Linked DNA regions of Homo sapiens: region 2 is linked to region 1. The links are chromatin contacts, found by Hi-C or POLR2A ChIA-PET in ENCODE. All regions are on one chromosome and are shown on one strand. The core of a region is the stretch at or near the end of the contact, and the rest is flanking DNA. Distances in the headings are between cores, read along the strand shown. Region 1 holds the start of PRADX (PRC2 and DDX5 associated lncRNA). Region 2 holds the start of TSPAN32 (tetraspanin 32).

What was found. Hi-C counts contacts between places; a loop is a spot of excess contacts on that map. ChIA-PET counts read pairs that join two places held with the same protein, here RNA polymerase II (POLR2A). Pooled maps may share reads with other maps.
Region 2: a map of heart right ventricle shows a loop between it and region 1 (9-fold over the local background). The contact joins the promoter of TSPAN32 here to the promoter of PRADX in region 1. A Hi-C loop is called at or near these places in 2 of 168 maps with a recorded cell type or tissue (heart right ventricle and naive thymus-derived CD4-positive, alpha-beta T cell) and 4 of 50 pooled maps. POLR2A ChIA-PET finds 5 or more read pairs at or near these places in 2 of 52 experiments (HEK293 and naive thymus-derived CD8-positive, alpha-beta T cell).

What each region holds. Positions count from the first base shown.
Region 1 is chr11:1,758,908-1,761,895 of GRCh38, reverse strand. PRADX (PRC2 and DDX5 associated lncRNA) reads right to left here and starts at 1,548. Exons shown (of 2, transcript NR_182291.1): 1 at 702-1,548; 2 at 1-577. It overlaps CTSD (cathepsin D), which reads left to right. Exons shown (of 9, transcript NM_001909.5): 2 at 428-587; 3 at 2,257-2,380; 4 at 2,809-2,927.
Region 2 is chr11:2,300,763-2,304,033 of GRCh38, reverse strand. TSPAN32 (tetraspanin 32) reads right to left here and starts at 2,021. Exons shown (of 10, transcript NM_139022.3): 1 at 1,819-2,021; 2 at 1,076-1,190. The coding sequence starts at 1,884. C11orf21 (chromosome 11 open reading frame 21) reads left to right here and starts at 2,116. Exons shown (of 4, transcript NM_001329958.2): 1 at 2,116-2,278. The coding sequence starts at 2,226.

The DNA.
Region 1 (2,988 bases), core at 299-2,798:
CACTTTGGGCAGGAGTGACAGGTACCCGCCAGCACCCTGAGCAGCCATGCTGGCCACCATCCTGGAAGAGACCAGCGCAGGTGCAGAGGGAGGACGGGAGACCCTTGGGGGCTTTGGAGCCTCCAGAATGGCTGAGGAGAGGAGGGTTGGGCACACTGGCCCCCAGGTTGGGTGTGTGGGGCTGAGGTGGGTGGCGGGTGACCACTTCTTAGGACTGTGGCCTGTGCAACCTGGCGGGGGGCAATGGGTTGCCATTCACTGACTTGGGGGAGCTGGGCCAGCAGTTTCCAGGTGACAGGCAGGAGTTTGGTTTTGGCTGTGGCGACTCTGAGATTCCCCAGGGGCCTCCAGGTGGATGTGCAGCATTGGCAGCGTCGGCCGGCAGGCGGGAGGGCCTCCCTGATATGCCCCGACCCGTGGTTGACAGGATCCCGCTGCACAAGTTCACGTCCATCCGCCGGACCATGTCGGAGGTTGGGGGCTCTGTGGAGGACCTGATTGCCAAAGGCCCCGTCTCAAAGTACTCCCAGGCGGTGCCAGCCGTGACCGAGGGGCCCATTCCCGAGGTGCTCAAGAACTACATGGACGTGAGTATGAGGTCTTAGCCCTGCTGCAAGCGGAGCCACTGTCAGGAGAGCTCCGTGGCAGTATGGGGAACATTCCCACCTCCTGTTCTCAGCAGCGCAGTTTGAGTGGCTCACCTGGCCACGGTGGCGTCCCGGCTCAGCCACACTCCTTTCTTCCCCATTCTGGAACCTCCTGCCACTGGCCCCTGTCATTGCAGGGTCTTGGTCCTGCTAGGGCCTGGGAGGGTGATTGGGAGTGGCCTCGGGCCTTGGTGCCAGCTCGCCTGAGGGGGCGGTCCTTGGGCCTGCCTGAGTGTGGCCGGCTGACCTGGAGCCTTTCACTGCTGTCCTGCTGGGAGGCCTGTGGTGACTCGTGGCCTCCCCAGCCCCTCCCCATCTTCTTCCTCTCGCAACAGCCCCTCCTGTGCCCACTACTCCTTCAGGGGGAAGCAGGATCCAAGGTGGAGCACTCTGGAAGCCACCTAGCAAGCTGGGGCTTGGTCAGCCTGGTCCCAGCTCTATGGGGTCAGTTCGAGGCCAGGGCCTACTGTCCAGCCTCGGGGCTCTGGCCCACTGTGGGGGAGCCTTGCCCTCTGTCCTGCTTGGCCCGAGTCCTGGCTGTGACAGGAAGCCCAAGACTCACAGGCATGTGACTGGGCCAGGGGGGCCCTGGGGGGAACCAGGCGCCGTGTGCCTGGTCCCGACTGGCCAGTTCCTGATTGTCCTAGCGCGCGAGCAAGCAGATGCACGCATGCGCACACATGCACACACACACATGGAAATTTGCTGAGTGTCCCCCTGCCAGTGGTCACTTCTGTGGGGCCATGAGTCAGCAGCTGCTGCTGCTCCGTGAAGCCAGGCGGTTGGAGAAACATTGGGCTGGGCTGGTGCCAGGAATCTGGTGGCTGACGGTGGCCCAGGCTCCAATCCTGGGGGAAGCGGGCGCCCAGGCGACCCCAAACTCCAGGACCCTCTTACTCTCTGCCTCCTGAGAGGCTCGGCGGCATGGGACCCCTTGTACTTGCCTGATCCCTGAGTCAGCACCCCCACCTGCGCCTGCTATCCCTGTGTACACACGGGGAAACTGAGGCCCTGGGCCATTAAGGCAGGGTTGCTGGGCAGGCAGTGATTGTAAGGCTTACCTTCTCCCCTTGACCAGCTGAACCCCTCTGCCTGGAAGCCCTCCAAGCCTGGGGTTCACCCTGGAGGGCAGGGCAGGCACTGAGACACCCAGAATCAGACCTTGACATGGCCCCAACCTGGGGAGGAAGTCACTTCCTTTCTCAGACCTTGGACTGCGGGCCACCAGGGGAGTCTTCCAGGCCGGGCTTTCCTGCACCCGGGGCTCAGGCTGAGGGCCACGTCTGTCCCCACCCTGGCTTGACCTCTGGCCTTGTCTTTTCCGTGGGGAAGTCCTCAGCCTCACCATGTATTGAGCAGGGGTAGGTGACAGAAGCCAGGGGTCTAGAGACCCCAAGTACCCGTGGGCATTAGGACCGAGGGCTGGGGACCTGGCCCATCTTCCCTGCAGGCTGAGCAGGTGGGAGTGGGTGGCTGTTGGCAGCTGTGGGCCCCGTGATGCCCCTCCCTCCAGTATGGGCCTTGGCTCTGGGGACAGCCGGGCCTTCTGAGGCCCAGTGGGGAGATGGGGCCCCCTCTCCCATCCCTGACGGACCCTGTCCCCTGCCAGGCCCAGTACTACGGGGAGATTGGCATCGGGACGCCCCCCCAGTGCTTCACAGTCGTCTTCGACACGGGCTCCTCCAACCTGTGGGTCCCCTCCATCCACTGCAAACTGCTGGACATCGCTTGCTGTGAGTCACGAACCCTGGCCCCGTCGCCCAGGTCCTGCCCTTCCGGGATGTCGCTGCAGGGCTGCCTCAGGAATCACTTGGGCAACGCAATTCTCCTGCCTCTTGGCCCCGTGAGCCAGGCCAGCCCTCCACCCTGCTCCAGCCACTGACTTTCTGGGTGAACCACCAGCTGTGGTCTTGCTCTCAGCAGGGCTGGGGCTGGGGTGGCCACAGAGGGAGCCGGCTGTGGCTGGGAGGGAGGCCCGGGGTCACAGCCCACAGTCCCGGGGCTCTGGCATGATGGTGGGCCTCAGATCCCCTCCAAATCCCACCCTGGGGAGGCAGCTTGGGGGGTGCGGGCTCCATGGTAGATTGTAGGGGGATGGGAGGGCTAAGGCCGTGGCGTGGGCTGCGGGATGACCGGCGGGCCCCCTTGTCGCCCGGGGCAGGGATCCACCACAAGTACAACAGCGACAAGTCCAGCACCTACGTGAAGAATGGTACCTCGTTTGACATCCACTATGGCTCGGGCAGCCTCTCCGGGTACCTGAGCCAGGACACTGTGTCGGTGAGTCCCTCTGGGGCCTTTCCCAGGACTCGAGGGTGCCAGGGTGTGGGGTTCACCCACC
Region 2 (3,271 bases), core at 772-3,271, 540 kb before region 1:
AATCTAACTTGGGAGTCAGGGGCCGTGAGGGACTCCTGGGGGGCTCTGAATGGGCCTGTCTCTCCATCAGACGGCCCTGAGGGAAGGAGGAGGGAGGTGGGACTCGTTCAGCCTGGGGGACTGCCCCTCCTTCCCTCTTTTCCTCCCTGCCCTCCATGCCTGTGGGGCTATCTTGGAAGCCACATGCTCCCTGCCATGCCCTAGTGACAAGTGGCCGGACTGGAGCTGTAATCTTATCAGTCTGGACCTGGACCTGGGCCCCAGGCATCCTCCTGCCATGTCCTAGTGACAAGTGGCCGGACTGGAGCTGTAATCTTATCAGTCCGGACCTGGACCTGGGCCCCAGGCGTCCTCCTCCAGGGAGGCCCTGGTCCTAGGACTTGGGGAAAAGCATTGGGTTCTAAGGCAGTATCCCTGACCTCCTGGGCCTCAGTTTCCCTACATCTGCCCACCGGGCTGCAGCCTTCCTGGGCCCCCTGAGCTCCTGCCTGAGAGTCCCCTGCAGATCTGGCTCTGACATCCCCTCATTAAAGGGGCCTTCCTCAGCCTTACCCCTGAGTGGCCCCAGCAGGCTCTGGCCCTCGCTCCCGCTCTCTGGATGTTGGATAAGTCGCTGCTGAGTCCCTGCAGGGAGGCGTCTGGCTAGAGCAGCCCCCACCCCCTCCCCACCCACATCCCAGGTCCTGAGTGGAACATCAGCCATGTGGAGCCCTCATGGACCTGCTGTGCCCAGCCCCAGGCCAGTCCCAGGCCTGCCTGGGACTGAGCCCTGACTGCACAGAGCCAGGTCCTGACCGCACAGAGCCACTTCCTGACCCTGCCCGACATATACCCACACTGTGCCCACGCTCCTGTGGGGCACGAGAACCAGGCAGGAACACTGGCTGTCACCCAGACCCGAGGCCCTGCCCAGGGGAGCTAGGACTCCAGGGCAGCCCCTCCCTGCCCCTGACCACCTCTGGCTCCTGCCTAGGGCCTGGCACCATTCTGGCTGTGAGGCGTCCAGCTGGGCTCGTGCCAGCCACCCTTGCACCCGAGGCCCCTCCCGATGCAGCCAGGCCTGGACCTCACTTACCCCATTGGTGCACAGCCTGGTACGGGTTCTTCTCCAGGGACGCTCGGCGGATGACAGCAAAGTGGGCCCCGAAGTAGGTAAGAGTCACCATGGTGGCCACAGAGAGGCCCAGCAGCTGTGGATAGGGCAGACTCAGAGTGTGGGGCATGGGACTGCTGCAGGAGCAGGGAGCTCGGCCCCAGCGGGCAGGGTTGGGGCTCTCTCCAGCTTCCCGGTCCCGTGAGAGACAGGCTCAGCTGCAGGGATTCCCGGTGTTTCCGTGGAGTGGTCTCAGGAGGCCTTCACTGCAGACGCCCCAGCACACTCACAGGCACCCCCACATGGTAGACGCATACACGCACAGCCCAGCTTCCCCAGACACCCAGGACCTCTGATCATTGTGTCTACGGAGTGGGAGTGAGCCCCACCCCTGTGCCAGCACCCTCCGGGGCAGGAAGGGGAGAAGATCCCTGGAGCCCGGCAGCCAGTGCCCCTCCACCCCAGCTCGCCCCAGGCCTCAGCCCCACTCAGGCCTCCTCCAGGCTCTGTGCTGCCCCTCAGGAGGAGAGACGGGGTTGCTCATGGTGGTCCCTGCCTGCCTGCGGCTGTCTGCAAGGGCAGGACACATGTCTGCAAGGGCAGGACAGGGACAGTAGGGCTGGTGTGTGTGTCAGGGGAGGGATAATCCCTGTGCTGAGGCCCTGCCACCCCTCACCCCTGCTCACCCCCACCCACCACCCACTCCTGCCCGACCTGCCTGTTACCAAGATAAAGAAGCAGGTGACCAGCATCTGGCATTTGGCAACCCTGACTCGACTCCAAGGCCCCATGACGGTTCCTCTCCTCTCCTCTCCTCCCCTCCCTTCCCCTCCCTGTGGTTTCCAGCTGGGCAGGGGCCTCAGACCGCAGCTCACTGCCCAGGAGGTAGGCTGCATCCGCCCCTCTGTCTGTCTGTCAACATCGCCCTAGGACCGAGCTGCTGGGTGCCCCGGAAGAAGGGCAGGCAGGAAGGGGAGGGGCAGTGAGGTTGGCTCCCCCCACCACCTCACCCTGGTGCCCCCAGCCCAGCCCAAGACACCAGGGCATTTGCTGACATCTGAGGCCCTTCCCAGGAAGACATGGCCTCGTTCTTGGTGTGGCCACTGAGGACGGCGCTGAGAGGGGGAAAGTCATGGGCAGGACCTGGTGTGGGATGTGGAGGAGACGGCGCCCGGGGAGGAGGAGGTGAGCTCCCCGTCCTGGGAGTGAGCAAGTGTGGACTGGGCCTTGGGGGCGTAATCCTTGGAGGAATTTGGATGGGGTCTCCTTGGAACATCATTATTGAGGTGTTCTTAGGAAACACCCTTTGAAATGTCCTGTGACAGCTTAAGTTTTGAGAAGGTCGTTGGTTTTAATGCCTTCGTGGGCGGCACTCATGGATATTTTGTCGCAGAGCCTTCTTGGGGCCACAGGGGTGGGCTGGGGCCTCGCTCACACTCACGTGGGGCCTCCAGGGGGAGGCTTTGTAAACCTCGAATTTGCAATTACACCGAGCCGTGTAATTACGTATGGGTGGGGGCAGCGCTGCGGCCCCAGTACAGGCAGGGTTTCCGTGGGCCTCTGGGGCAGGGTGGGCCTGAAGAGGGTGAAAATGTTCCAGGTGAATCCATCATTCAGGGACCACTCCGGGCCCTCCCAGGAGTGCTAACAGGCGGCTCTGCTCGCCCCTCGGTGCTGGAATTGCTCCTCCTGCATTTGGTCAGGACCTCATCAAGGGGGAGGGGGCCCCAAGACCTGCAGGCATGGCAACCCCAGCGTGGCTGTGGGAAGAGGGCCCAGCTGCCGCCCGCTCAGGAACGCTGCTGGAGGAACTGCTGAGGCCACCGCCTCCCTCCCTCTGCGGAGGGAGAACCAGGAGAACCAGGAGGGACAACCAGGACCCCCGTCCAGCCCAGCACCCCCAGGCAGCACCCTCTGCAGCTCTGGCCCCCAGGAATTCCCACCCTGAGTCTGTGGGGGCTTGTGGAGACCTCAGATGCCTGGCACCCACAGTGTCACTTCAGCTGGGGGCCTAGGTGTGGCTCAGACTGGGGCGCAGGTATGAATGTAGGGGTGGCAACAAGAGTGAAGGTACCAGGTCTAGGGGCAGGAGGCCCCCGGGCTGTGCAAGTGGGCAGCCCGTCCTCTCCAGGGAAGATGAGCTGCTCTTGGCTATGTCTGGTTCGCCCCTAGAATTGT